Regions from separate parts of the Homo sapiens genome. Here region 1 is linked to region 2. A link is an interaction called in ENCODE POLR2A ChIA-PET data of the cell type or tissue named here. Cell type or tissue: K562. All regions are shown on one strand. Links, peaks and the distances in the headings refer to the core of each region. The heading gives the core; the rest is flanking DNA.

Region 1 (16,160 bases), core at 2,785-10,784, 590 kb after region 2:
ACTTAAAATATGTAACAAGGGCCAGGTGTGGTAATTCACGCCTGTAATCCCAGCACTTTGGGAGGCCAAGGCAGGCGGATCACCCGAGGTCGGGAGTTTGAGACCTGCCTGACCAATATGGAGAAACCCCGTCTCTATTAAAAATACAAAATTAGCTGGGCGTGGTGGCGCATGCCTGTAACCCCAGCTACTTGGGAGGGTGAGGCAGGAGAATCATTTGAACCTGGGAGGCGGAGGTTGTGGTGAGCCGAGTTTGCGCCATTTCACTCACTTGAAACTCCGTCTCAAAAAAAAAAAAAAAAAAAAAGGAAAAGAATGTAAGGAGGCAGCTTTAGGCTAAAGGTAATTAGCAGTTATAAACAGAGATGAAGAGAGGCATTTCATAATGATAAAAAGATCAGTTCTTCAGGAACACAGTAATCCTAAATGTACTTGTACCTAATAACACAGGCAAAAAGTTTCAAAACACAGGAAACAAAAATAGAAAGAATTAAAGGGGGAAATAAGCAAAGCCACACTTGGGAGACTTCAACCTCTTAGTAATTAATGGAAACAGTAGACAAAGTAATTGGGAATGATATAGAGGATTAAAATAAAACATAATGAAACTAATAAATTTTGGTCCTTTAAGAAAGTCAGATTTAATGATCTGAAATGTCTCATTTTTAGGTGATATTTGGTTAGCAACGTCCTACTGTAGACATTTTGATGTGGTGGTGATTGGAATATGGTCTGCAGAGATCAACCAGAATTAGCTCCATGTGCCACTGGGAGTGGGAACTGAAGTCACGCAGGAATAAACCAGTCTTCATGCTTTAGGATGTTCTGATGTGCCATTGTCGTGAAATCTTCATTCATGAGACATTCCAGTTTACCGGCAGTGTCGACTAGAATATGCTACAGCCCCCAAAATACGTTTTTAGTATAAGGATTATTTTGAGCTGATTATTTTGAGAAATAGCAGACGCAGGAGAAACTCTGAAGACAGAACGTAAGTTTACCTTTTGTAAAGGGATTTACATTTATAAGGGAAATGTCCATTTGTAAGGCTGTCTCCCTCCGTACCGGAAACACGGGATGACTATAAGTGACAAAGAGATTAATTTAAATCTGCATGACAAATCTTACTCAAGCTTACCAGACTTTTCCTGGTCACCTTCCCATAACTTGTTTCCCCTGCCCAGAAGCCCCTAATCCCCTTTCCTATGTTTTAGCCCAAGTTGGTATATTATTAAATTAAACTGGGCCTGAGGCTGCCTCCATACCTTGAGTCCCCACATGACGAACTGCAGCCTAGCTTGGTACATAAATGAACTGAAAGCCTAATTTAGGAGTATATTTTTGTAATACATAGCTGAGCGTCAATCAATCACAGCAGCTGAGTTTCAGCCAGTCACTGGCTGCCAACTGATCAGCCCACCTCCAAATAAGGCAAAGGCTCAGCTGTAACCAATCAAGCAGCTTCCCTACCTCACTTCCATTTTCTGTCTATGAATACGGCCTGCTCATTATTGTAGAATAGAGTTCTCCGAACCTTTTCTAGTTCCAGGGCAGCCCAATTTTGTGAACCTTTCTTTGCTTAAGTAAACTGTTAGATTTAATTTGTTTAAAGCTCTTCTTTTAACATTTTACACCCAAGTTCTAACCACCCCTTTGAGCTGCTCATTCCAGTTACTCCAAAGCATGCATGAGATACACATGTTAACAGACTAATGTTTGTTTTTCTCTTGTTAATCTGTGTTTTGTTACAGAGCCCCAGCTGGGGACCTAGAAGAAAATTTGTTTTTCTTCTCTTATAGCAGCAACTCTGATCTTTTCCCTTCTAAACTATAACAAGCAATTAAAACAGCCTCTCAAACATTGGTAGAATGATTTCATCTCTTTGGGTTAGATATACTAGCCTTCTTCTGCCAGACCCAACAGATTTCTCCAGTGTTACTCTGGGCAGAGAGCAACCTTCACTTCCTTAGGAACAAGGTTGCCAGAGTTGGACAATGAAAATGCCAAGTACCCCGATAAATTTGAATTTTAGATAACCGACAACTTTTTTTATTGCAAGCAGATCTAATTAAATAACAAAGTCCAAGAAACACCTGCCTTTAAGGCACTCTCCCTAACAAACTGAGTTATATTCCTTGTAAAATATAATAGAGAAATAAAAATCTATGGGGAAAGGGTCACTCTAAAGATACTTTTTATTTAAATATTTTATGATGATACATATACAAATATAATCTTCCAAAAAACAAATGTAAAACTAATACAAATCACTTTTTCAGGAACAAAGAAAATCATTTAGAAAATGTGATTATGCTAAAAGAGGCAGGTTAGGTTTCCAAGGCTGCTCAAGGTGGAAGCTTAAGACCAACTTTTGTTTGAGTACACAAGTGATATTTACATTTTCATATACTAGTGATATACCTGTTGCATACTTGGCAAAATAAAACTGATAGTAAGTCTATAATAATAAAAGAAACAACAATTACTAAGTAAACAATTCTAGATGATGGAAGAGTAACCTCCATTTAAGCTACAGACTTAGATGTCTAAAAATATGTGTCCTGATCTGTACAGTTAGTGGGAGCACACTATATAAATCCTTTGCATGACACCATTCAACAATATTTTTTAAAATCTACAAAATTTTAAAGTTTCACTTCCCTAGCAAAATATCTTCAGTCAAGAAATTAGTCTTTGAAAATTATGAAAATTGTTGTGGGAAATATTTATACAAATTATTACTGATAATGCACATATATTTTGAAACATTGTTTCTAGAAGCAATAAAATATAACCTATTTAGGAGATAACCCAAATGATTTGTAAAAAAATTAACTTGTAGAAAAGGGAAGGATGTTGTGTAAAATCAAGTCAATTATTTGAGGTTTTTATAATATTGAGTACTTATGTACTAAGTCACACCCAGCCAGTCAATAACTGAGAAATCAAAATAAAATAATAATTTCAAAGAATTACATAAATACAGGGCCTTTTGAGATTTTTGGCAATTGTAAACAAAAACGAATGGTTTTTACAATTCAGTGTAATTCTACGAATATTTATTTGGCACCCATGTTAGGCACTGAGGCTACACAGCAGTGAAATAGGCCTAGTTGTTCTCAACTAGAGAACATAGTTGGTTAATGTAGCTGCACTGAATTGTAGCTGTTTAGAAGATAATATACCCTGAGGCTTTTTAAAGTATACTATTACTATAAGAAGTAAAATTATTTTATACTTATAAATTTTGTTTTGGATTATTCAACTGAATTTGGAGTGTTCAGAATTTTCATGGCGGTTGAGACAAGGAAGAGGTATAATGCTATTTTTTTTTCCTTTTCTTTTTTTTTTTGAGACGGAATCTCACTCTGTTGCCCAGACTGGAGTGCAATGGTGCGATCTCGGCTCACTGCAACCTCCGCCTCCCGGGTTCAAGTGATTCTCCTGCCTCAGCCTCCCAAGTAGCTGGGATTACAGGCGCCCACCATCACGCCCAGCTAATTTTTGTATTTTTAGTAGAGACGGGGTTTCACCAGGTTGGCCTGGCTGATCTCAAACTCCTGACCACAGTTGATCCACCCGCCTCGGCCTCCCAAAGTGCTGGGATTACAGGCGTTAGCCACCACCCCTGGCCAGTATAATGCTATTTTTAAGACTATACAGTATGTACGTGCACACACACACACTGTCATGTGCACAGAAACATACAATGTGTATTCTTATCATCAATGGTCCAATTTAATGAATCACACAGATTGAAAGGGTTCAAGTCTTAAAGAAGTTATGAGCACCATAGCTGGTGCTCAGACTGTGCATGTATCTTTGGATCAATGAGTTGTTGAAAGTCTGCTGGGTGCAGTAAAGTACAGAATACAGAACATCAATGTTTAATGTTAATACGGTAGGCAAAGAGACCCAGTCAGTTTCCTGGGTTGCTTTACTGGACGGCTGATGAACTAGGTACTCTGTTCACTTGGTAAATTCTCAGAAGCCAGATTGACTCTCTATGTATCTTGTTTTATCAGGATTGTTTGCATAGCTTGCTAAAAGGCACCTAAGCAGCAGCATCATCTCTATGTCTTCAGTAAATTGTGGAACATTTCTAAAATACTCCTGGAAGCAGAGACAGTGTGGTCCTTTGCATATCAGTGACTGAGAAAAATTTTAAGATCAATGTGTATGTGTCTCTGTGTGTCTGTAAGGCTCATGAAAAATCAGGTACATTGGAAACATGAAATTAGTCACTGCTAATTAAACTCTGGGTCAGTTTGTGGCTGACTGCTGTTTAGGAGTAAGAATGCTGTACAGTGCTATGCTTGGTAACTCTGGTGGAAGATGTGGTTATGGTAGAATTAGAATGACCAGATTCCTCTAAACCAAAATCTGGCAGAGGGCCAGGGACTCCAGCTCCAGACACCGTGGTGTTCCTAGCCGTCATAGAATTTTCAGTGGGAATCTGGTAACTGGATTGCAGAGTGGAAGCAGGTGCTAGAACTCTTTCTGTCACTGTCACATTCTGTCCTACTGCTATATTAGGCATGGCCAGAGTAGGCTGCACACCTGAGCTGGGGGCAAGGAAGCTCTCTCTTTCCCTCACCATGACGTAAGGTACATCTTGAAGATGCTGAGTGCCTTCCAGAGGATTCGATCCACCCCCATGAGGCTGTATTACTCTTTCAGTGACCACAACTGTACCTTCATTAGCATAAGGCTGATCTACCAAGGTAGAAGCTGGAGCATACACCCTCTCTGTCACAATAAGGCTCTGTGGCTGGCTAGGACCCAGGATCACAGTGGTTGGTGGCATAGTGGACCCTGTGACATAGGAAGTTTCTGTTGCTATCACATTTCTAGAAGCCATTGGGTCAGGAAGAGGTGTAGCTACCTTTTGCGCCTGCCTAGAAGACACAGATCTTTCAGTGACTATTTCCTGAGTTACTTTCTCTGCATTGGCTTCTTGCAAAGATTTTGGAACTGGGAAGCTACTGCCAGAGGAGTAGGTATTCTCTGAATTAACCATAGTTTGCTCACAGAGTGAATGTGAAGCTGTGTTCATACTTGTTTCTGTGGCAGGTTTTTGTCTCTGCTCAATTTCCTTATTTATATCTATTTTTTGACCCAGGCAAACTTCAGCTAGTGTCTTGAATTTAAGTCCCAAATCATCTAAGAAGCGGTCATCTAGCTCTCCTTCAATAAAACTGCAACAACCAATAGAAGCATTCAGCGATTCAGTTTCTTCCTGAGAATAAACCAGAAGGCAATCTTTGGCTGTGTGATTTTCATCTTCCTCAGTGTAAGAGGCCGCTTTCTAAAATGAAAACAAAACAAAACAAACACAAAACAGACAAATAATTAGCAATATAAATTCATTTTAAAACAAGACTCTATATTCCTGTTCAAAATGCAGTAATGTGAATTTAATTACAAGGAACCATCAGGGAAACACAAATTGAGAGAGATCCTACGACACAACTGGACTGTATTCTTAAAAAAAATTAATATCAGGGAAAAAATAGAAAGGCAGAGGGGACTGTTTCAGATTAAAGGAGACTAAAGTGTCAGGACAACTAAATGGAATGCAGGATCCTGAGAAAAACAAAATTGCTGTAAAAGATAGTGTGATAGTTGGCTAAACTGAAATATGGACTATGTCAATATTAAAGTTCTACATTTGTTAACTGTACTATAGTAATGTAAGAGAATGTGTGTGAATGTGTGTCAGTGAGAGAGAGACAGAGAAAATGGAAAAGCAAATAGCAAATGTGGCAAAATGTTTATTGGGTTCAAAATTTCTATTATTCTTGCAAATTTTCTGATAACTTTGAAATTACTTCCAAATCAAAAGTTAGTACACACATACATAACCAAGAATGACTGGAGCAGGATTAGAGTGGAGAGAGGGAAAACTTACCAAAAGAAAACAAACAGGACGCTAGAATTGAGCTTAGCAGTGAGACAGGAAAGGCCAAGAAATGGTTTTGCTTGACACCACCCACATCCCTGTTAAGCTAATACTTGAAGGTGGGTGAAGGATGGTATGAAAGATGGGAGGTTAAAAAGGAGCAGAAAGTGGGAAAGCACGCTAATAATTTGCAAATTTAGAAGAGGGGGACAGAAGTAACTTGCTTTCCTCAATGGAAGCCCCTCCCCTTACTCCTCTCTAGGGCCCTTCAGATGCCTTATATTCCAACTCTGTCCATTCTCATGGGAGCACAGGGCCTTGTTCTCAAGAAAACCACCCAGTCCTACTTTTTAAAAAATTATTCTTACTATGTCTGTAAGATCTGTAGTAAAGTTCTTTATTTTATTTCTAACATCCATAGTTTGTGCTTAATCTCTTAATATCCTAATTAGTCTGGTAAAATGTTTATCAATTTTATTGACCTCTTTAAATAATAAGCTTGTGGCTTCAATTTTTTTTCTTATTACTTTTTGCTAAATATTTCATTGATTTCTGCTCTAAAATTCATCATTATCTTATTTCTGCTTGTTTTGGGTTTAATTTGCTCTTCTAACTTCTGAGGGTGGAAGCTTAGGTCACTGATTTGAGAACCATCTTCTAATATAGCCATTTTTGCTACAATTTCCCTTCAAGCATCACTTTAGTAGTACCCCACAAATTTTCATGAAGTATAATTTAATTTGCAGTCATGTGTATTTATAAATATTTGAGTATATTTTATATATCTCTTTGTTACTGATCTCTGGTTTTAATTTTTTTTTCATCAAAGTACATTGTATGACTGCAGTTCTTTAAAAGTTATTTACATTTATTTAATGTTCTAGAATACAGTCTATATGAAAAAGCATGTGTATTCTGCTTCTGTTGCATAGAGTGTTCTGTCAGTATCAACTAGATCCATTTGGTTCACAGTACTAAGTTTTCTATATGCTTACTGATTCTGTCACTTGTTCTTTCATTTACTGATAGATCAGGTTGAACTCTCCAACTATCATTATGAATTTGTCTGTTTCTCTTTCAGTTGTTTTTGCTTTAAGTTTTAAAAATTTCTGTTATTAGGTTCTGACATATTTAGGAGTTTCAGGCCTCCTGATGAACTGACTCATTTTTCATTATGAACTATCCCTCATTATTCCTGGTAATATTCCTTGTTCTGAAGTATACTTTATCTCTATGTTATACTTTTTTTTTTTTTTTTTTTTAGACAGAGTTTCACTCTGTTGCCCAGGCTGGAGTGCAGTGGTATGATCACAGCTCACTGCATCCTTGGCTTTCCAGGCTCAAGTGATCCCCCTACCTCAGCCTTCTGAGTAGCTGGGACTACAGGTGTGTGCCAGCATGCCCAGCTAATTTTTTGTATTTTTGGAGAGATAGGGTTTTAACATATTGCCCAAGCTGGTCTTGAACTTCTGGGCTCAAGTGATCTGCCTGCCTTGACCTCCCAGAGTGCTGGGATCACAGGCATGAGCCATTGTGCCTGACCTCTACATTATACTTTTATTTTCAGTTCTGCTTCTAATTCCTCAATTCTAGCATGAGCTTCCTTATTGCATCTGATCATCTTCCTGGAACTTTTCTCATCATTTTTTGGTGGACCCTCATAATAGCAAAGCCAAGTACTCTCATACAGAAGGTAAAATTTAAATGGACTTAATAGATTGTGTTTTTTAGGTTATATATCCTCTGCCTCTCCTACGGAGCTCATCCCTACCAAGCCTGCTCCTGCAGAGGGATGCAACTTTCCGACCCACTGACATCTGTCTTGGTCATATGACTTGCTTTGGTCAATGAAATGTGGTGTAAAAAGGTGGAGGCTTTGAGAGCCATTGCCTGGTTCTGCCTTGTTCTTTTCTTTGGGTCACAAGGACGGCAGCTTCCCAGGTACAATCTGCTCTCTCAGTGTGCATCTTGATATGAAGACATCATGAAGGAAAGCAGAGCTGACTGACTGGCAAAAACATAACTGTAAGTGAGAAATATGCCTGTGTGAGAACTAAGATCATGGTTACTGCAGCATAATTTAGCTAACACCGACTGATTCTGTGGGTCCCATTTCTCTTTCCTTATTGCCTATAAGTATTCCCTGAAAAAAGAAAAAAAAAAAAAACCCAAAGTCTCATTTGGATCCAAGGCAATGATTACCCTAATAATATCACATTCACATACAAATGTTCCCCCCACCCCCCACCACCAATACATAAAACTCATCCTTACATCAGTGAAATAATTTCTTAAGAATTCTTCGTTCAGTGCAACAGCAGCTGCCTGAGCTCCGGCCATGTCTCTGGAAGCCCCTGTGGCCCTTGCGGTCTTCGTGGTTTCAGTGGTCATGATAGCGCCTGTGGCCCCTGTAAACTGGGTAGCTCTACCAGAAAGCAGGCTTCTGTGTTCTTCCCACCTTCCATCCATCTCGGACATCTCATGTTGCCCTTTGACAATGGAAGCAGAGCTACTTCCTTTCATCGTGGCTTCCTTGGCCATACCTCCTACTCCATTTCTTCCTACTAGACTGCCCCCTTGATCCACTGGCAGAAATGATGGCACCACCTGTGAGAGCAAACACAGCTGAGAACTGAGTCAGGAGGATGGAGGGAATCCTTCATCCTTGGTAGAAGGATCTGAGTCAAGTGGGCATAGGAAGGTATAAGCTATTTCCACTGAGGCCAGTTAGAAAAAGTATTTTGAGTTGAATAACTTATGTAAGTCTTATGAAGATCTCCTTTCTTCTCTCTTCTTGTTTTATAGGTGGATAGAACCCAAAGAGAAAACAAAGCCCAAACAGTCTCAGCTCCTTTACTCTATGCGACCAATGGCATTTCAACCTCCCTCTACAGTTTGATACCTTCTTCTATAGTTACAGAATTCTTAACTTTGTTTTGACCTGGATCCATGGCCACCCAAAATAAAGACTATATTTCTAAGCCTCTGATGCCACTAGGTATAGCCACCTGACTAAACTGTGGTCAATGTGAATGAAGCAGAAATGGTGTACACAAGTTCCGGGAAGTGTGCTTAAAGAGGGTTCTTCACTTTTCTCCCATGTGCTGGTTAGAATGTGGGGACGGCAGCTAGGTAGCTAGAACTAGGACATGAGGACAGTGTGGGAATGGAACTCAACCATGGAAGAAAAACAAGGAAGAGGGAACTGGGGACCATGCTGCGGATGAATCATCATGTTGATCTTGGAATGCCCATTTTAGGATTAAGCCACTGTTATTCTGAGTTCTCTGCCACCTGATGCTAAATCCTATCCTATTAGAAATGGTGCTCATAACAGATGGTGGTGAGAGGTCCAGGGTGAAGGTGCAACAGAGAGACAAAGGGATATGGCTATGATGTAGTTGGGAAATGGGGTTTTGCAACATTTTACAAGTGTCATGGGGGTTGTGGGCTTACCTCTGCAAACCCTATGTATTGAGGGAAATGGAAATGAAGCAGTTCCTGGTTATGAAAACTGCCCATTTAATGTTAGGACAAAAGACTTAGATTCCTACACACTCTTGCTCTTCCTGAACCTTGCTCTACATTCTCTACAACATGGGAAGTGTCAAAACAGAGTAAAACTATCTCAATTCTGCCCCAGCAACAAACACAAAATATGCTGTCATTTGAACTCTTTGCTTAACAAAGGCACATGAGTGAAATCCATAGTGATCACTTTACTCACTCAACCAAACATGTAAGAAACACTTCCCTAGGCCCCTTTAAAACCCAAGAAGAAGACAAGTCATATTGACATCTGATCCACTGACCTTGTCTTCAGGTGGTGCTCCTTCATTATTCCAAGGATGCAGCATCTCTATGGTGCCAGGTATGGGGGTAAAGCCTTTGGCGCCCTTTCCGCAATGGCACATCAGCAGTAAAAGTGGTACCACTGTACAGACACAAAATTGAACACAGATAAGGTTAACCTTGATATATTTCTAAATTTATATTGCACAATTTTGGAATTTGCATGTCCCTTCCTGGACTTGTCTTCACTTATTTACAGCTCTATTTTTCTTTTCTTCACCCTGATCCAACCTTACCAAGCTTGTTTTGGGTGAATTACTCCAAAACCCGAAGGCAGGATGAGGGAGTCTTACAGATTCAAGGCCTTGTTCATCAAAAAGAGGCTGTCTGTGGCTGCTGAGTGGAATACCAAGACTAGGTTCAGATAGTATCCAAATCATCAAAACCAGCTTAAAGATTAATTTTTTTAAAACTATGGTCCAATTAAAAAAAAATCACTGTTGCAAAAATATATGTACTATTGAAAACAGTAATTAGAAATAATAAAGTGAAACATATAACAATTTCAGAGCCCTCTTCTTAGATTTTATTTTACCCCTAGGAGGAAGCAAAGACCAAGGCTGACCCCTTGATCAATGTAGTAAAGAATTAAACACACCTGCATGCCCATCTGCCACTCCCATTTGGCAGCTTCCAATGATGAACTGGCTACTGCCTAGATTCGTTTTTATGTCAAACAGTCAACAGCACATTAACTACAGCTACTACGATTAATAAGAAGACTGAAATCAGCCAGTGGCAATTCAACAATTTTAACAAACATTCATCAAGTGTCTATTATGTGCCAAGTACCACATTAGGCTCCAGGGAATCTGAGATGAGAAAGCAGTGCAAGGAATCCCTGAGCAAAAGATACAGTCCCAGCTCCAGTACCTACCTACAAACTTGGTAAGCTGAGACAAGTCATTTACCGTTATGTATCTGTATATGTAGCCATAGCATGGAGATGATGGTATAAAAGTACACTGCAGACTGTTGAGTGCTGTGCTTTCAATTGCACATCTACCAATGGCTCTAATACAGCAGTCCCCAACCTTTTTGACACCAGGGACTGGTTTCATGGAAGACAGTTTTTCCACAGGGAAGTTAGGGGTAGGGGGGTTGGTTTTGGGATGACTCAAGTGCATTACATTTATTGTGTACTTTATTTCTATTATTATTACATTGTAATATATAATGAAATAATTATACAACTCACCATAATGTAGAATCAGTGGGAGCCCTGAACTTATTTTTCTGCAACTAGATGGTCCCATCTGGGGGTGATGGGAGACAGTGACAGGTCATCAGGCATTAGATTCTCATAAGGAGCACGCAACCTGGATCTCTTGGCATGAGTAGTTCACGATAGAGTTTGAGCTCCTATAAGAATCGAATGCCAGCACTGGTCTAACAGGAGGTAGAGCTCAGGTGGTAACACGAGTGATGGGGAGTGGCTGTAAATACAGATGAAGCTTCACTCACTCTTCCACCACTCACCTCCTGCTGTGCGGCCTGGTTCCTAACAGGCCATGGACAGGTGCTGGTCTGTAGCCTGGGGGTTGGGGACCCCTTGTCTAACAGACCTCTCCTCTGTCACTGCACTAGCCTAGGCTGCCTTGGAGGCGGCCCTCTGTCCATATTCAGTGGTCAAGTAGAGTGATATTTCATGTGACCTCAGGATGCAGTCCCTTGTTCTTTTATAAAAGGAAACCCGAGGTCTTTGGAGCGTGGGTAGGGCAGGCAGGACTGGTTGAGAACATCTTACGGTCAGGAAGGACAGGAAGTGCTCAGAGGGTCTGCCTACTTTTGGTGCTGACGAAGAAACAAGGCAAGCGGGGAATATCAGGGAGGCGGAGCTCTGATAAGTTGAATGTACAAAGCAGGATTGATTGGAATAAACTGGGTTTGTAAAAAACCTTGTGCCCATAACCCAAAGTCATGCAACACATCTTTTTTGAGCGCTTACTACATGCAAGGCTCTGTTCCACACACTGGGAATACAGCAGTGAAGAGAACAGACAGCATGCTGCCCTCACAGAGCTCATCAAAATGGGAATACCAGTGAAGTTTATGCCAATAGTTCCTAAGTTACTGAAACCAGAAAAGGATATACATTTATAAAACAAAATTCTGAAGAGTCTTATATTATGCTTTGGTGATTTGCCAATCATCAGTTGTTTCCCTATTCACCCTCAAAGTGCTCTAGTGTGGTTAAAGAATAACTGTGAAGAAATCAATGACTACCATAGTAACACATCTCCAGGAGTGCACTCAGATTCCCAAAAGCACAACAGAGTGGCTTTTAAAGACTTACATAGCAGGAGCAGAAAGGCCAAAATCATGAGCGCAATTGCTGCGGGTCCCAGGCCCACATAGGAGTCATGCTGTGCTTCCCTGCAGCCGCTGCCATGCAGACACTCACAAACTGTGAGTGTAAGGACCTGCTTTTCAGGACAACTAAAACCCTGATTGTCTGAAATCAGGAACTGAATTTCACTTCTCCCAAGCTTTTTCTCACTTTGTTGCAGCAGCACACTGGTACCTACAAGGTTGGGAGGCAGAAGGAAATAAAAACGAACGATTACCAAGGATGAGGCAACATTAAATTCCACAAATGTTCTTTCATTGCTGATTGTATTTAACTCCAATTAGGTACTTTGTTCTTCCTTCACTTATTGAAGTGTGCTCATTAAAATTTGTCTATAGGCCCTGAATATGCAGTTTAAATAGCAAAGGTTCAGACCTGGACACCTACTTTCATGATGATTAGCTGTAACCAATGTGTGTGGGTCTAGGAAAGCTAGGAACTGTTCTATACACTGGGAATACAGTGACAAACAAGTGGTGAGTTAACATTTCTACTGAATGACCTTTATTTTACCATTTCTTTAAAAAAAAACTTCATTAAGGCAATTTTTCAAACATAGTAATAAAGAGAAGAGCATAACCCCCATGGTACCCATCCTCAGCGTTAATCATTTTCAATGATGGGCTGATCTTGTTTTCTCTAGTCCCTTCTTTTTTTGTTCTCAACACTATATACATTCAAAATGGAAAAAAAATTCAAACCTACAGAAAAGTTGAAAGAATATTTTAGTGAATATTAACAAACCCTTACTAACTGTTTACATTTTGCAACAATGCTTTCTTTGCCCTCTATATACCCACTTTTTCTTTTTTTTAAAGTTTCTTAACTATTTCAAGGTAAGTTACAGATAGCACGACATTCTTCAGCATGCACCTTCTAAGATCAAGGAACATTAGCACTCTTACACTTCTTCTTCTTCTTCTTATTTTTTGAAATGGAGTCTCGTTCTGTTGCCCAGGCTGGAGTGCTGTGCTGCCATCTTGGCTCACTGCAACCTCTGCCTCCCAGGTTCACCTGCCTCAGCCTCCTGAGTAGCTGGGATTACAGGTGCCCACCACCATGCCCAGCTAATTTTTGTATTTATAGTAGAGATGGAGTTTCACCATGTTGGCCAGGCTGGTCTCAAACTCCTGACCTCAAGTGATCCACCCGCCTCACCCTCCCAAAGTGCTAGGATTAAGGCATGAGCTACCATGCCCGGCTTCAACTTGTTATTGATAATATTCTGTAATATACAACTCAGTGTATTTGTAAGTTAAATTTATTAGAATTTTAGAGTATAAGGATCATAGGGAGTTTTTTTTTTGAGACAGAGTCTTGCTCTGTCACCCAGGCTGGAGTGCAGTGGCACAATCTCGGCTCACTGCAAGCTCTGCCTTCTGGGTTCATGCCATTCTCCTGCCTCAGCCTCCCGAGTAGCTGGGACTACAGGTGCCTGCCACCACGCCCGGCTAATTTTTTGTATTTTTAGTAGAGACGGGGTTTCACCGTGTTAGCCAGGATGGTCTCGATCTCCTGACCTCATGATCCGCCTGCCTTGGCCTCCCAAAGTGCTGGGATTACAGGCGTGAGCCACCGCACCTGGCTGGGAGGTTTTGTTAATTCAGATCACTGAAATATATAAGGAAACTAAATATATTAAATCTGTAAATACAGTTTGAAATATTGATGGTGTTTAATTTGTTAATTGGACTAAACATTATTCAAACCCTCTTAAAATGATTTCAAACATTTGCTAGACTTAACACAATAAAGCTGTAAATTAAAAAAAAAACTGACTATTGTCTTTGAAATTTTACTGAAATGAACCCTAGTTGTTTAAAACAAAATAGTTTTCTGGATAGACTTTTCTGCATTCAGAACCACCCTGAAGGACATCTGAAAACTCACATCAACACATCATATGGTCCATGTGTCTAGATGTCCTGGATGTGGACATATGGACATGTCCACTGACATGGGGAAGGGGGGAATCAGATAACTCCCCTGTTATGTTGTTTCTATCATGTTCTAGGTTTGAGCTTTACTTACCCCCAGTTAAACCAAGGTATCCTCAGCTTTAATCAGGGAATAATGTTGAAGGAAGGATTAAATATGGTAATACATAGGGTGGGCTAGCAGAATGCCTAGCACATAGCAAGTGCTCAATAAATGTTGTTTTAAATGGAATTACTGTTACTACAAGATTTTTAGAAGGCAAACTACTACGATTGTGGTGCTGACAAAGGCTTGGTACTCCTCACCTTACCAGACAAAACTACTTCAAGGGCTATTTAGGGAATACCCAGCTACCTTCAAGACATTTTAGATTATTTTTCTTCTCTCCATAAGCATATAAAAGATACTATATGTCAGTAGGTTCAGGACCTCATTTCATAAACTCCTTTAAAAAACTATATTGGAAATATAATTTATGAGAAGAAATACAACTTACAAATATTTTAGATATCATGCTTAATATTTAGATTTCTATGTAGTCCAGTGATTTTGCTTACTTTCTTGGCGTGCTATTTTCCATTTTTCTGCCATGCCAGGTGGTTTGTCAATGACGGAGAAACTGAAAGGGCCACTGTTTGGGTGTCCATCCAGGTCCTCTGCAGTAACATTCACATACTCTGCATCGTGACAGATTGTCTGCACAGGCTCTATCAGTGTGGGACAGTTGTCGTTGATGTCTTCAACATTGATAAGGACTGTGCCAGTGATGGTTTTTCTAGGATAATCTTAAAAATAAGAGAGAAAAAGTATGTACATTCTGTTCCTATTGCTGACAACAGACATAGTTTGAATTCCCTTGCCAATTTGGAGTGGAGAAGGTACTAACCACTTAGGACATTTTCTATCCTAGATATGTTTCAAATTTGGACCAAGTAATATCTTTTAATCCACTTACCAAGTAGAAATGTGAGATTTATCTACTGGAGAAATTAGGTGCTTATTTCATCTTACTAAAAAATTTTTTTAGACATCTATTTTTAAATTTTATCTACCCCTCAATTTTTTTTTGAAGATGGTGTCTTGCTTTTTTGTCCAGGCTGGTCTCAAACTCCTGGGCTCAAGTGTTCCAACCATCTCAGTTGCCTGAGTAGCTGGGACTACAGACACAAGCAACTGTGCTGGGGTGAGATTAGGTTTTTGTTTTTGTTTTTTTTTTTTTGAGTTGGAGTCTCCCTTTGTCTGGCGCGATCTCCGCTCCTCTACCTCCTGGGTTCAAGCAATTCTCCTGCCTCAGTCTCTTGAGTAGCTGGGACTACAGATGCATGCCACCATGCCCAGCTAATTTTTGTATTTTTAGTAGAGACGGGGTTTCACCATGTTGGCCAGAATGGTCTCGATCTCTTGACCTCGTGATCCACCTGCCTTGGCCTCCCAAAGTGCTGGGATTACAGGCATGAGCCACTGCTCCCGGCCGAGATTAGGTTTTTATACACAATCAAATCAATGGTTTCTGATGTTGGAAAATAAAAATCTAAATACATATAATCAAGAAAAAGATCTATTTAATAACTTACCTTCTGATATGGCCACAATCTTTACAGTGTATGTGCCATTTTGAACATATCTAGATTCAAAATCAGGAAGTTTTGCAAGTTTAATTTCAGATGTGACAGAATCCACAGAGATCCAATTATCTCTATCTTCTAATTTTACATATCTGTCATAAAACAAACATAAAATTAATTTTGAATTCTGCATGAATTGGAAACCTCTAACATCTACAGCTCTTTCAAGCTTACTTTTCTTCTCTTTAAATATGTTCTTATTACAGGCATTTGTTTTGAATGTTTTTAATTTTGCAAAACCATCCTAAAAGCCCCTCTCTTTACTGCATGTCACACTTAAATTGGACCTTTCTTATTCCTGCAACATACCCAAGACATAAAATTAAGGGTGATTCTCTTGAGCCCACTAACCACTAACTCAAGTTTTTAAGTTGCTCTGCAGTCTGTCCTATGGCATTTGATTTAGTGTCCCTTAAAGTTGGGTTAAACTTTTGGGGAATAACTTAGTTATACAATAAGCACTGGTGGAGAAGAGCAGTCTTATGTTCTGTTG
Region 2 (16,160 bases), core at 3,902-11,901:
ATTGAGGGTTGATGGAGGGGAGTGTTGATAAAAGAGATTGGTTAATTCTCCAACACTTCCAAACTATGGACCTCCAGGGCGTTACAGGAAGGCCTCATCAGAGGTGGGGATATAGATTCTGACAATTGACGATGCAGAATCACAGTTGATTCCTACTGTGTATTGGGCATTGCTATGCCTCCCCCACTGAATAGTCCATTGCTGCTGTGTCCTCATGGAGCTTACATTCTGGGGGAGACTGGCAAGAAGTTATTTAATTTAATTGTAACTGGGTTAAATGCTAGGAAGCAGAACAGGTGCTATGGGAGGGTACAGCAGGACCAGAAGAGAGCTGGGTCATCAAGACTGCCTTGAGCAAGTAAGGTGAGAACTGAGCTTTCAGACGAACAGATTACAGCTAGATGGAGAAGGGAGGGTGAGGGTGGTGTTCTATGTTGAGAAAGCAGCATGTATGGAGACCCTCTGGTGGGAATGGGCATAGCAACTTTGAGGAACAGAATCTATGGCTAATAGCGCCCGTGTCTCTAGTATGAAGAGTGATGATAAATGAGGCTGGGAATGTTATGTAAGATGCAGACCCTGTAGGTTTGTTGGCCAAATTAAGAGCATTTGTTTCTTTTTCTCTTGAGAACAATGGAAATCATTGGATGATTTTAACCAAAACAATCGTAAGAAATTTGATGATATATACTAAAGAGAACACAAGCCTATTCAGGCATACTGATCGCAGTCCAGAAGTAGGGATGATATCTTTGGGTAGTGGAATGACAGTGAATAGGAAGAAAGACAAAAGAGACTTAAGAAATAAAATCAACAGGACTCATTAATGAATTAGATGTGTAATATATGGAAAACAGAAGTGACAAGGATGACTCCTAGGCTTTTGGCTTCAGCAAGTGCTGAAACATACTACTGTTACTGAGTTTCAGAATATGAAGACCAGATGTGAAGAGAAGATAAGTTTGGTCTTAGCTGTTATGAGTTTGAGACACCTGTGTGATCGTTGGTGCTGCTGAACAAATAGGTGGATATGCAGAGGACAGATGCGGATGAAAATTTGAGACTGGTTACCATAAAGATGGTAACTTGACGCTTGGATGAATGTGATCACTGATGCACAATGACGGATGAAAATGCTTGACCTTGAGATAAAGTAAAAGAGGAGAGACAGTACTGAGCCCTAAAGAACTCTGACATTTACATGCCCAATCTTAGGAGGTGAACCAGCAAAGAAGAAGTAGAGAGGAATGTGAGGAGAACCAGGAGAGAAGGATGCCACATTAGGCCAAGAGAAAGCAGTATTTCAACCCAATACTGAGTAGTACAGTAAAACAAGTACTAACTAGCTATGAGAACCCCGCCTAGGAAATAAGGGGCTTTTCAGCATTAAGGTTCTCAGGCTACAAACCTTAGTTTGCATCTTTTCTAAGGAAGAGTGGCATAACATAGTTAATAGTGAATTGAAGCTCAAGATACAGGAATAAAAGTAACTTGCTGCTTCAGATGAATTCATATCTCTAGGTCCAGATAAATTTCATCCTAGTATAAGGATGAGAGTGAAAACCTCATGACAATGACAAAAACTGCTGAAAACCTTCCTCATTAAATCTTCACATCCAACCTGTGGGTAGCCTGAAAAGAACAGAAGGGATACCTGTCTTCCAAGATCTATTCATGCTAAGAGTTGCCTGAACCAAACCCAAACCACAGCATACTCATACTTCGTCTCCTCTTTTCCTGCTCTGTGTCTGTTTCTGTTGACTTGCGTCTCCATCCCCCATCCAGTTCACTGTAGTTTCATCTTCCCTCTTGGCTCAGTGCATTTGAACTGGTCACACCATCACTGGCCTCTGGATTTATCTCAGGATTTTGTTTTCTGAACCTGGGCTCACAGACAACCCAAGATATACAGACCAGCCCTGCCACATACTCAAGGTGGATTGAATATCAAACTATGATGATGATGAAAATAGTCACTTTAAAATTCGTGACATTGGCCGGGCACGGTGGCTCACGCCTATAATCCCAGCACTTTGGGAGGCTGAGGCAGGTGGATCACCTGAGGTCAGGAGTTCAAGACCATCTTGACCAACATGGTGAAACCCTGTCTCTACTAAAAAAAAAAAAAAAAAAAAAAAAAAAAAAAAAAAAACACACACACACACACAAAAATTAGCCGGGTGTGGTGGCAGGCGCCTGTAATCCCAACTACTTGGGAGGCTGAGGTGAGAAGCACTTGAACCTGGGAGGTGGAGGTTGCAGTGAGCCGGGATCATGCCACTGCACTCCAGCCTGGGCAACAAGAGCAAAACTCCATCTCAAAATAAATAAATAAGCAAACAAACCAACATTCAGACAGGTGCGGTGGCTCACGCCTGTAATCCCAGCACTTTGGGAGGCCAAGGTGGGCAGACCATCTGAGGTCAGGAGTTCAAGACCAGCCTGACCAACATGGTGAAACCCCGTCTCTACTAAAATTACAAAAATTAGCCAGCCATGGTGGCACACACCTGTAATCCCAGCTACTTAGGAGGCTGAGGCAGGAGAATTGCCTGAGCCTGGAAGGTAGAGGTTGCAGTGAGCCAAGATCGCACCACTGCACTCCAGCCTGGGTGACAGAGCGAGACTCTGTCTCAAAAAATAATAATAATAAATAAATACATTCTTTCCTATGTTATAAATTTCACAAGCCTCACATCAACTTGCTGCTGCTGCTTTTTTTTTTTTTTTTTTTTTTTGAGATAGGGTCTTGCTCTGTCACCCAGACTGGAGTACAATGGTGTGATCTTGGCTCACTGCAGCCTCAACCTCCTGGGCTTAAACAATCTTCTTCCCTAAGCCTCCTTGTGTAGCTGGGTTCATAGGCACTCGCCACCACACCCGGGTAATTTTTGGGCTTCTTGTAGAGATGGAGTCTCACTTTGTTACCCAGGCTGGTCTCGAACCCCCAGGCTGAAGTGATCTGCTCACCTCGGCCTCCCAAAACGCTAGGATTACAAGCATGAGCCACTGCAGCTGGCCTCAACTTGCTTCCTTATCGTGATATTAGCTCATATTACAAAATAAGCAGCAGGGTATTTATGAGAAATATGAAAGAAATAAGGCTGCAAACAGAATCTTCACTTCAATTTAGACATATTTGTACTGAGGAGTCTCATACTCATGATATCATAGGCCCTTGATAAGCCCCAGCCAGTCAGTACTTAAGAAACCCTATCTGGATCAAACTGCTCCTGATTTTTTGTTGAAAGAGATACTTTTATTAGAAATGTCCCCCAACATTCATGGCCCAAATAACAAGAGGGGGAAACAAAAACTTCCAGCTTTTTTGCAATAATACACCTATCACCAGTGAAACATATACAACATTTTACATGTGGTCACCTTTTAGTGATATATATATTTAAACATTTTGTAGAGACAGGGTTTCACCGTGTTGCCCAGGCTGGTGTTGCCCAGGCTGGTCTCGAATTTCTGGATGCAAGCAATCCACTTGCCTCAGCCTCTCAAAGTACTGGGATTACAAGTGTGAGCCACTGCGCCCAGCCAACCTATCTTTCTAAAGAAAAAGAATGCATGCTCTGGCAATTACCAGTGAGAATCATGTTGTTCGACAAAATTCTAGAGTATCTGACTTGTAAGCAATTAGAAAATGAAATAGTAATTAAAGGACTCAAGGTGTATTCACTAAGTCAAATCAAACTAAATACATTTCACATTTTAACACATTTAATGGGCCAGAAGATTAAGAATTGTTATCATTGCAAACAATATGCTATGCAAGGGCTGGAGACTAGAACATTTAAGCATAAATATTAAAGTAATAGTTTAATAACTACACTCAAAGATTATTGATTAATAGATGAATGTCAGTCTAAAATAGCCTTTAATGATTTGTTCCTGGGCTCACCTTGGTCCTGTGCAATAAAGTGAAGGCCTTGCTTATTAGTCTGCACATGAATCTGGGAGTGGTAGCTAATATGTTGAGTGCCAAAATAAAAACTCAAAACATCTTATAGGTGAGACCCATAGCCAAAACTAAAAACAATGAAATTTAATAGTCTTTAAAGTAATGTCCTAAATTATGAAAAACATTTTAGGGATTATGATAGACATAAACTGCCATCAGTGGTCATGTAGTCTTGAGCAATTTTGATTAAAATGTGGTTTCTAATACAATGCACATAATGGTACCAAATTATTTTGCTTTGATGGGAAAACAATTTAAAGCACTGGACTGCAATTAAGAAGCCAACAATTTAGGGCGTTGACAAAACTGAACTGAGGCCAGACAATGGAAACCAGGAAGAGAAGTGATCCTAAAACCAGGCCATGAGGAATGATCAAAGCAAATGAGGATGTTACCTTGAAATGAAGTAAAATTTTGCTGATATTGTAAGAGACTCATGCATTCAAAGTTACGTTATAAAACGACAGAATTTTATGTCATTTGTTTTTGGTAAGACTAGACTATAGAATTATGAAGTCGTTTTATGGCAATCACTTGGATGGAATGTTATCATGCTGTGTCAGGAATTGGTGGGTTCTTGGTCTCACTGACTTCAAGAATGAAGCTGCGGACCCTCGCAGTGAGTGTTACAGCTCTTAAGGTGGCGCGTCTGGAGTTTGTTCTTTCTGATGTTCGGATGTGTTCGGAGTTTCTTCCTTCTGGTGGGTTCGTGGTCTTGCTGGCTTCTGGAGTGAAGCTGCAGACCTTCGCGGTGTTACAGCTCATAAAAGCAGTGTGGACCAAAAGAGTGAGCAGTAGCAAGATTTATTGCAAAGAACGAAAGAACAAAGCTTGCACATTGTGGAAAGGGACCCCAGCGGGTTGCCACTGCTGGCTGGGGCAGCCTGCTTTTATTCTCTTATCTGGCCCCACCCACATCCTGCTGATTGGTAGAGCCAAGTGGTCTGTTTTGACAGGGTGCTGATTGGTGCGTTTACAATCCCTGAGCTAGCCACAAAGGTTCTCCACGTCCCCACTAGATTAGCTAGATACAGAGTGTCGATTGGTGCATTCACAAACCCTGAGCTAGACGCAGGATGCTGATTGGTGTTTGCAAACCTTGAGCTAGATACAGAGTGCCGATTGGTGTATTTACAATCCCTGAGCTAGACACAGGGTGCTGATTGGTGTGTTTACAATCCCTGAGATAGACATAAAGGTTCTCCAGGTCCCCACCAGACTCAGGAGCCCAGCTGGCTTCACCCAGTGGATCCCGCAGGGGCCTGCAGGTGGAGCTGCCTGCCAGTCCCGTGCTATGCGCCCGCACTCCTCAGCCCTTGAGTGGTCGATGGGACTGGGTGCCGTGGAGCAGGGGGCAGGGTTCATTGGGGAGGCTTGGGCCGCACAGGAGCCCACGGAGAGGGTGGGAGGCTCAGGCATGGCAGGCTGCAGGTCCCCAGCCCTGCCCTGTGGGAAGGCAGCCAAGGCCTGGCGAGAAATTGAGCACAGCAGCTGCTGGCCCAGGTGCTAAGCACCTCACTGCCCGGGGCCAGTGGGGCCGGTTGGCCGCTCCGAGCGCGGGGTCTGCCAAGCCCACGCCCACCCGGAACTCACGCTGGCCCGCAAGCACCGCTCACAGCCCCGGTTCCCGCCCACGCCTCTCCTTTCACACCTCCCCGCAAGCTGAGGGAGCCGGCTCCGGCCTTGGCCAGCTCAGAAAGGGGCTCCCACAGTGCAGCGGTGGGCTGAAGGACTCCTCAAGTGCCGCCAAAGTGGGAGCCCAGGCAGAGGAGGCGCCCAGAGCGAGCAAGGGCTGTAAGGACTGCCAGCACGCTGTCACCTCTCAATGCCACAGCCTGAAAACACTCTGTAAAAGCCTACTAGCTCAGAAAGTCCTCCTCTCAGCTCCATGGCACTAGTTCCACAGAATTAACTATTATTTTTTTTTTTTGGTGTTTTTTTGCTAAACTATCATCTCTGCTCCACTTAATCTTCTTCATAATCTGCTGCAGTTTGCTGCTTGTCAGTTGAGGACATGGTTTACATTTCAAAAGACATAATTTAAGCTTCTTTCCTTAATAAAAGTACTTTTTAAAAAATGTTCACGCATTTATTTCTTTTGAAATAAATCTGAACTTTAAGAAAATTTGTGGCTGGGTAGCCAGGCGTGGTGGCTCACGCCTGTAATCCCAGCACTTTGGGAGGCTGAGGCAGGCGGATCATGGGTCAGGAGATTGAGACCATCCTGGCTAACACGGTGAAACCCCGTCTCTACTAAAAATACAAAAAGTTAGCTGGGCATGGTGGCGGGCACCTGTAGTCCCAGCTACTCGGGAGGCTGAGGCAGGAGAATGGCGCGAACCGGGAGGCAGAGCTTGCTGTGAGCGGAGGTCGTGCCACTGCACTCCAGCCTGGGCGACAGAGCGAGACTCTGTCTCAAAAAAAAAAAAAAAAAGAAAGAAAGAAAATTTGCGGCTGGGCACAGTGGCTCACACTATAATCCCAACACTTTGGTATTACAGAAAAAAATAAAAATAAAAAAAACCCAGGATGCAATAAAGAAGCCAGTCAAAAGCTGTCAAAACCAAGATGGTGACCAAAGCAACCTCTGGCTATCCTCACTGCTCCTAATATGTTAATTATAATACATTAGCATACTAAAGTAAACTCCCATTAGTGCCATGACTGTTTATAAATGCCATGGCTACATCCAGAAGTTACCCTACATGCTCTAAAAGGGGGACAAACCCTCAGTTCCAGGAACTCCTCACCCCTTTCCTGGAAAATTCATGAATAATCCATCCCTTGCTTAGCATATAATCCAGAAATAACCATAAGTATAGCCAGTCAAGCAGCCCACACTGCTACTCTGCCTATGGGGTAGTCACCCTTTTATTCCTTTACTTTTTAATAAACTTGCTTTCACTTTACTCTGTCAGCTCACTCTTGAATTCTTTCCTGTGCAAAGCAAAGAACCTGCCTGGCCTTCTGGGCTAAGCCCCAGCTTTGTGGTTCACCCTGTGACAGAGTGATAAGACACATAGATCAATGGAACAGAACAGAGAACCCCAAAAGAAACTCACATATGTATGCTCAAATGATTTTTTACAAAGTTGCAACAGCAAACTCAATGCAGGATGGATAGTGTTTTCAACAAATGGTGCTGGATTAATTGGAGAACGATAAGCAATAACAAGATAATGTCAGCCTAAACCATACCATTTATATAAACATCAACTCTAAATGGAGTAGATTTAAATGTAAAGCATAAAATTATAAAGAATTTTAGAAGAAAACAGAAAAAAATCTGCAGGACATAGGACTAGGTAAAGAATTTTTAGGTATGATACCAAAAGTATAATCCATAAAAGTTAAAATCAATTAATTGGATTTCATGAATATTAAAAACTTTGTTCTCTTAAAGTTTTTAATTTATCAAAAACTTATATATTTTCTCCCCATGTGTATCTGTTATTTCCTTCTTCCCTGTAAGATGAGAGATCCAGTATATGAGAGACCCAGTTTCTCCGCATCCTTGCCAGCATTTAGTATTATGAACATTTTTTCTATTTTAAACATTCAAATAGGTATATAATGACATTTCATTTGTGGTTTAAATTTTTATTCTGTAATAGATCATGGCATTTGACATCTTTTATATCCCTTATGTCCCTATAAGAATAAGGAAACAACAGATACAGATGGGGAGAAAATATGCAGTAGAAAAACAAATAATCCAGTTAGAAAATGGGCAAATGATAAGAAGATATAAAAGGACATTTCACTAAAGAGAGATGGCCAGTAACACACTAAAAGATGTCAAATACCATTAGCTATTACTGAATAAAAAATTAAACCACAATGAAATGTCATTATATATCTATTTGAATGGCTAAAATAGAAAAAAAATACTTATAACCATGTGATTTGTGCCTGTAATCCCAGCTATTCCAGAGGCTGAGGCACGAGAATCACTTGAACCCAGGAGGTGGAGGTTGCAGTGAGCTGAGATCATGCCACCGCACTCCACCCTGGGTGACAGAGTAAGATGCTGTCTTAAAAAAAAAAAAAAAAAAAAAAAAAAACTAAAAAAATTTTGACTCTTAAGTAGAAGCCTTTTTTAATATTCTGGATAACAAAAGGGGGAAGACACATAAAGTACATTTCCTGCATAAGGAGGTACAATGGTTGTCTCAAGGAAATATATTTGTGCAAATTATATTGAGTTATGACCTCAACCAACTTTTTTTTTTTCATGGCATGGCCACTTTTACTTAAAAGAGTGACTGGCAAAATATTTATATGTGGGTATTTGGAGGGAGAAAATCAGCATGTCACTTCAAGGTAACAACCATTTTTTGTCAAAGATAAAATTTGAGGTTTTAAGCAAAAATCGGAGTTTTGTAAGCTTCCTGGCTTCCCAATTTTTAAAGACTTGATGAGATCCATGGTGATATTAATATAATTGCTACAGTACAAAAAGTGAGTAAATATTTGATAGATCTCCATAACTCAGTGCACCATCTTTTGGACTGACCATCACATAATGCTATGCAATCATGTGCAGGTAAAAGGTCCATTCAAATACAGGATAGATCTATGGATTTTCCTGTTAAGTGTACAAAAAGTTTGATGTGGTTCGGATTACAACTAACTTTTAAGAATTTACTATTTGTTCGGGAGGCTGAGGCAGGAGAATTGCTTGAACCTGGGAGGTGGAGGTTGAGGCGGAGGTTGCAATGAGCTGAGATTGTGCCATTGCACTCCAGCCTGGGCAACAAGAGCGAAACTACATCTCAAAAAAAAAAAAAAAAAAGTTACTATTTGTTGTTTTTGTTTTGATGCAGTATGTAAGAATACCCAGCCAACTTTTTTTTTTTTTTTTTTTTGAAACTGAGTTTTGCTCTGTCACCCAGGCTGGAGTGTAGTGGCACAATCATGGCTCACTGCAATCTCAACCTCAACCTCCCTGGGCTCAAGAGAACCTGCCACTTCAGCTGCTGTGGGTAGCGGGGACTACAGGCACATGCCACCACACTCATTTAATTTTTGTATTTTTTTTTTGTAGAGACAGGGTTTTATCACATTGCCCAGACTGGTCTCAAAGTCCTGAGCTCAAGCCATCCGCTCGCCTCGGCCTCCCAAAGTGCTGAGATTACAGGTATGAGCCACCTTACTGGAACTCAGTTATCTTTTTTAAAAGGCTATTAAAATATTCCTCCCTTTTCCAACAACATTATCTGTATGAGACTAGATTATCTTCATATCCTTTAAGCAAAATAACCCACAATAGGTTGAATGCTGATGCATATATGAACAATATGAACAATCTAGCTGTCTTCCATTAACCTAGATATTTGAGAGATCTGCTGAATATTTTTGCAAGTTATTTTCCATTACAAATGTTAATGATAATGTAATGAGCTTATTATTTTAAATGTTAATGTTTTCACTTTGTCAATTCCCCCTTTTTTTTTTTTTTTTTCAAGAGACAGGGTCTCATTGTGTTGCCCAGGCTGCTCTTGAACCCCTGGCCTCAAGGGATACTCTTACCTTGCCTCCTAAAGTGCCGAGATTACAGCCATTAGCCACTGGGCCTGGTCCACTTTATCAGTTTCCTATGTGACAAACATGTGATAAATACAGTCATGCATTGCTTGATGACAGGAATATGTTCTGAGAAACGTACCATTAGGTGATTTCCTCATTGTGTGAACATCACAGAGTATATTTACACAAACCTAGATGATATAAGCCTACTACATACCTGGGTTATATGGTGTGGCCTATTGCTCCTAGGCTACAGAACTGTATGGCATGTTACTATACTGAATACTGTAAGGAACTATAACACAGTTTATCTAAACATATCTAAACATAGAAAACATATCTAAACATAGAGAAGGTACAGTGAAAATACAGTATTATAATCTTAAGGGACCACCATTGCATATGTGGCCCATCAACGACCAAAATGTCGTTATGTGGCGCATGACTATATTCACAAAAACAAAACTGCTTTTGGGTTCTCAATAATTTCTAAGGGTAAAGGGCTCCTGAGGCAAGAAGTTTGAAAAGTGTGAGTCTAAGTAAACCTAAAATTACTTCATAAACACAGAAAATGCTGTTGTGATATATCAATTCTATCTGGAAACAGAAACAGTTGGTATAGAGTAGTATTCTCAACCATTACTCATAAAATTTTCAAAAAGCTCAGAAAAACTATTTTACACCCTTTGATACTACCAAATAACCTAGATAATCATATGTAAGCTAGTCAAGTGATTTGCTAATGTTGCAAAATAATTTTTTTCCTAGAGACAATAGTTTCATTCTAATTATTAAAGAACCAAACATGTTTAAAAATGGGTGGGTTAAGTAAATTTCTCATCATACATCCTAGGTATACATTCGACTGAGAAGTATGATCATCAGCTGATTGTTCTTTATTATTTTTTCTTTTTTTTTTTTTTTTTTTTTTTTTTTTTTTTTTGAGGAGTCTTGCTCTTGTTGCCCAGGCTGGAGTACAACGGCGCAATTATTTTAAGATATGTTTTATTCAGAATTCCTCATGTGTGGGGTATTTGTACTTCTTGGAAACAAAAACAGTGTCTCAGATCTTCCCACAAAAGTTGAGGCTAGCAAGCCAGGTATGACGCACACCTGCAGTCTCAGCTACTCATGAGGCTGAAGATCCCTTGAGACAAGGAGTTTAGGTTCAAGGGATCGAGGCCTTGAGGCCAAAGCAGGAGGATCACTTGAACTCAGGAGTTTGAGACCCACCTGGGCAACATGGCGAAATCCTCTCTCTACAAAAAATACAAACAGTTGAGGCCAGCAAATAAAGACTAGTAACCCTTTAGACTCTATATCCTTAAGGGGGAAAAAAAATCCAGACTGTCTTGACAGGATTTTAGACTAAAGTAGGACCTGACAGATATAAATACAATAGGTTGACTTGTATTGGATACACAGTAACAATAAACGTTAACATGCTCTGTTCCAAGCTCTTTGTAATATTAACTAATTCAATCCTCACAAACCATAGAGGTAAAAAGGGCTACGAAATGTGTCCAAACTACACAAGTAGCAACCAGCAGAATCATCAAAAACAGGTTGTCTGGTCCAAGAAAGTAGGCTCAGTTGTTTTAAATGCTTGGTCTTCTGGCAAAGATCTACCCAACACCCTTCTGTATCTGCTGCAACCGCTTTTGTTTCTATTGGTGGCTTCAGATCCTATCCCAGAAAATATTGTCCTTAAATACTCATTAAAATCTCCTATTTCCCATGATTTGAGGGAGCCTAACAAAAAAATAAAATAGAAAAATAAAATTCTGTACCTACAAAAATGCCTTGAAAAGAAAACATCCAGGCCGAGGTAGGGCACGGTGGCTCACGCCTGTAATCTCAGTACTTTGGGAGTCTGAGGTGGGCGGATCACCTGAGGTCAGGAGTTTGAGACCAGCCTGGCCAAGATGGCGAAACCCTGTCTCTACTAAAATATAAAAATTAGCTGGGTGTGGTGGCGCATGCCTGTAATCCCAGCTACTCGGGAGGCTGAGGCAGGAGAATCGCTTGAACCTGGGAGGGGTTGAAGTGAGCCGAAGTCAGGCCGCCGCACTCCAGCCTGGGTGACAGGGCGAGACTCCATCCCCCCAAAAGATAAAAGAGCATCCAGGCCCTGCGCGGTGGCGCACACCTGTAATCCCAGCACTGTGGAAGGCTGAGGTGGGCGGATCACTTAGGGCCAGGAGTTTGAGACCAGCCTGGACAACGTGGTGAAACCCATCTCTACTAAAAGTATAAAAATTAGCTGAGCATGGAGGCGCACGCCTGTAATCCTAGCTACTCAGGAGGCCGAGGCAGGAGAATCGTTTGAACCTGGGAGATGGAGGTTGCAGTAAGCAGAGATTGCACCACTGCACTCTAGCCTGGGTAAGAGTGAGACACTGTCCCAAAAAAAAAGATAGAACATCCCATACACAGCTCATGGAAAGTCAGGTAAGAGCAGCGGAAGGCCATTTGGCTAGACTCTTCACTTCCTTCCTCAGTTATGAGGGGAAGACCAGCCTGTTTTGTTTTTACCTACATTTGGCATCCCCAGGTACCAGCATACATAAAAGAATCACTTGTAATACATTTAACACAACTTTTACAAATACTAAAATATAACTTTAGAAGACTAAGCTTTTCTGTTCTGGACAAAGGACAAGTCACTGCTGCTGTAAATGCAAGAAAAAAACAGAAAAATCTCAATGTTATAAAAGCCAAATATAAAATAATATTTACTGTGTGCTTCCACTTAACACAAACCCATTTATGGTATTAGAAGTTATGTCGTGATAATACTTAGTTGTGACTGGAAGTAGAAACAAAAAGACTTAGGAGATTCTAGCAATTTTTTTTTCTTGACTTGAGCATGGATTACTTCAGGTTATTGTTCACTTTGTGCACTTTCAGTATCATGTGCCATTATTGCCCACTTAGACTAATACGAAATCTCCCTCACATCCTATTTTCTTCCTCTCCATATCCTCCACCAAACGGCTGTGACTCATCTGCTTACCAGTCTTCCATATTTATTCCCCTGCCTTGCTTGTCCTTAAATTCTGCAGGATGTCTTTCACTATTACAATCTTAAGAATTCCTGTTTTTTGGCCGGGCATGGTGGCTCACACCTGTAATCCCAGCACTTTGGGAGGCTGAGGTCAGGAGTTCAAGACCAGCCTGACCAACATAGTGAAACCCTGTCTCTACTAAATACAAAAAATTAGCTGGGCACGGTGGCGTGTGCCTGTAATCCCAGCTAAGATAGGAGAATCGCTTGAACCTGGGAGGCGGAGGTTGCAGTGAGCCTAGATCATGCCATTGCACTCCAGCCTGGGCAACGAGAGAACTCCGTCTCAAAAAAAAAAAAAAAATTCCTGTTTTTTGTTGAGACAGGGTCTTGCTCTGTCATCCAGGCTGGAGTGCAGTGGCACAGTAACGGCTCACTGAAGCCACAACCTCCCCAGCTCAAGCCATCCTCCCACCTCAGCCTTCTGAGTAGTTGGGACTACAGGTGCACACCACCACACCCGGCCAATTTTTTGATTACTTGCAGAGATGGGGATATATGTTGCCCAGGCTGGGAGAATTCGTTATATAGGACATCATACAATACAGTTTAAATTGTTTGTCAGTAAAGTACATAATGGAATACACCCATTTTACTCATATTGGGAGAAGAATGCAGTGTATGTCATCTTTCTCAATCCCAGGACTGGACCACTGCTATTGAAGCAGGGAGACAGGCTGTGACACCCGTTTTCCTGAGATTCTTGTATCCCCCTTTAACTCACCTCCCTTCCCCATCTTTTTTCAAAACTGTACCGCACAGATAATTATGTTACACACTAAGTGATATCATGGAATGAGTGCTTTACTTATATGTCTGAGTTTTATAGTATCTGTATTTACATGTTTTCTGGGTCACACCTTTTCTACATAGTATGCTAAAAAGTCACGCTTCTACAAGGGGTTTGAGTAGCAGCTGTTAAGGGGTTTCTGTAGAAGTTATGATGTATTGAAGATCATAATTAATACTTACCAAGCAACCCATACAAGGTATATGACATTGTATTTGGCAACATAGTCTTATAACCCTGGTATCTTACTTAAAAGTACTATCTATCTCCATATAAAAGTGTTTATTAAGCAAATAAGCTTTCTGCCTAGCTGCTAACAGGGCTTGAAAATCTTGCTCCGCAGACACTTCATAAAATTGCTTTATAAGGTGATTAACATTTGAAATGGATAAAAATAAATAGGTTTATAAAGTTAAATCTGACATATAGCACCAGCATGTGGTAGCTTTTTCTTATCCACTTTTTTAAGTGCAAAATAATGGGTTATCTCCTACGTCTTTCAGTGTGAATTATGAGAGTTAAATGTTTGCCTCCAGACAAATTTTAATTAGACACACAAGTAGGAGAAAACCACTTTTAATTGAAAAATAAAGCAATACATCTCAAATAAGACTCTGTTTTAACAATAAAACTGTAATTTGTTGAAATAGCTTTCCTAAGTGGTATTGTGAAATTTAGGTATTGGAGTATCAATACAATTCCCTCCTTTAATTCTGACTCAGCTATAAGTAATATTAAAAATAAACTTTTCCCCATAAATTTAATTTCCATAAATCTGTAAAGTCTATCCCTATTCCCAATGCACTGACAAAAAGAGGGGAAATTTTAAACAATCATTTTCATACTGAGAAATTCTCAGATAAAAGCAAATAAAGTATTTTCCTTATGAAAAAGCTGATATGTGAGACACACAAGACTATCAATGATATTTAACTCATTCACAAAACTTTAAAACACAATTCCATCAAGATGACCTCTACTACAATTTTCCTTTAAAGAAGTTCCCAAATCCCAGAATGGTTTAACTTGACATATTGGATGTATTAAACTTTGCAAATCCCAGAATGGTTTAACTTGACATATTGGATGTATTAAACTTTGCAAATCCCAGAATGGTTTAACTTGACATATTGGATGTATTAAACTTTGAAAGAAACTATGAAAGTTATTGCTTTAAACTGGAAAACACTATGGTCAAAAGTCTTAAAAAGGAGCTGTTTTTTAAATTACACCCATGTAACTGAAAGAAAATGCTCAAGCACACACATAGTAAACACCACTCTTTAAAATGACAGAACAAAGGCGTATGTTCATTAAGATGTATGGCTTTTCTTGTGGTTGTTATTACAATCCATAAATAAAGTCTTTACTGTTTGACTGAAAAAGGTTTTTACAAAACTGCACTTCCAAAATTAACATTTTTATTAAATCAAGTTAAAAAAAATGTTCAGTGTAGAAAAGTCAACAAGGGTTTTAACAAAACCAAAATATACCTTTTTATACAATATATGTATATATTAGCAGCAAACTACTTCTGAGATTCTCTTTCTTTTATGTTCTTCTAGTTATTTTAAAGAAAGCATAAACAATGTATATTAGTATGGAATGTCAGCAAATCCACTCTTAGTCCTTTATTCTGTGATTTGGGCCTTCTACAAAATACTTTGTGATTCTCACTAATGAATATTAAGAACATACCCAATTTTAACTAAAAAGTAGTGAAACAGTGGTTGGTAGAATCTTTCTCACTATATCACGGTCACACATTATATTTGAGAATAACAAATGAGCACCATATAAACAGGTAATTGTGTGTGTGTAAACTCAATTTTTAAGGTGTAATAGTAGCCAACTAGATAACTTAGCACTGTGACTATCACTTTTTAAAAATTTGGTGATATACAAAATTTTAAACAAATCAGATAAACACTTCAACCCCCTATTGCTTGTCCATTTAAAAAATCCTTAATAGAAATTCTATATATAACCTGACAAACTGCATACACACATATGTGTATATATACACACAAAAGTATATGTATATATACATCTTTAGCTTTGAATAAATTTCTAAACTGAGATGAAGCCAAACCTCTCATTTATATCTTCTAGAATACAATATCACCAACTGAAAGTTTCTAATAAGAGTTTCAACTTAGTTAATCAGAAATACTGGCTACTGAAAATTCTGAGGCCAAAGAGCTGTTATTCAGCTTAGTATATTCTAGGCTTACAAATCAGTCAAAGACTGAAATTATCAAATGCCCATGAAAGAAAGAAATTTTTCTCTTTGTATTTCCTTCTAATAACAAAAAGAAAATATCTTTACAACAAGCTTTCACTTTTTAAAGAATTAAAATTATTACAGAAATCTCACTAGTCTTCAAAAATAGTAAATGTTATATAAATACAATTTTCTTATAGTTGAATTTTTCAGCTAGAACCTGCATTTAAAAAATTTCCTTTGGATTATTCCATTTAGCACTTCAAGTTTCTATTCTGCAACTCTAATAATAACTGGCTCAGATTTGTTAGGTTATATCAATCACATCGTTCAAAATTTGCTACTGTGTGTTAAATGTGTACAATAATAAAGTAAATGGGAGGAATGCATCAAATTTCAAAAGCAACATAATAATGAAAAATTCAAAAATAATATTACAAAAAGATAAAGTACAACAGGGATTCTCTTTCACCGTTACATTAGTGAAACATCTTTTTTACACCTTTAAAGCTAATGTCATAACTTTCATTTTTTAACTTATCAAGATGATGAAGTTTTTAGAAGCCCTACCTTTATTTTC

What was found. ChIA-PET counts read pairs that join two places held together with the same protein. Peaks named below come from ENCODE experiments on the same cell type or tissue, not always from the same donor. Only the 100,000 strongest peaks of a DNase experiment are listed, where the experiment ranks them.
Region 1: POLR2A ChIA-PET joins it to region 2 with 5 read pairs; 2 of 35 experiments call an interaction of 5 or more read pairs at or near these places.

Annotation. Positions count from the first base shown.
Region 1 is chr18:31,534,869-31,551,028 of GRCh38, reverse strand. It overlaps DSG2 (desmoglein 2), which reads right to left. Exons shown (of 15, transcript NM_001943.5): 10 at 15,617-15,759; 11 at 14,600-14,827; 12 at 12,051-12,278; 13 at 9,715-9,836; 14 at 8,177-8,509; 15 at 2,021-5,308. The coding sequence ends at 4,286. DSG2-AS1 (DSG2 antisense RNA 1) reads left to right here. Exons shown (of 6, transcript NR_045216.1): 3 at 670-991; 4 at 5,123-5,293; 5 at 7,634-7,927; 6 at 8,708-8,883. Among named protein-coding and RNA genes, the nearest start is that of DSG2-AS1, 14 kb to the left of the region's middle. In K562, for the core only: no CTCF peak of the experiment used is centred there; no DNase peak of the experiment used is centred there.
Region 2 is chr18:32,129,318-32,145,477 of GRCh38, reverse strand. It overlaps RNF138 (ring finger protein 138), which reads right to left. Exons shown (of 8, transcript NM_016271.5): 8 at 13,917-16,160. Among named protein-coding and RNA genes, the nearest start is that of RNF138, 46 kb to the right of the region's middle. RefSeq lists silencers at 8,056-8,256, 10,466-10,666, 12,256-12,456, 13,226-13,426. In K562, for the core only: no CTCF peak of the experiment used is centred there; a DNase peak (open chromatin) is centred at 6,957.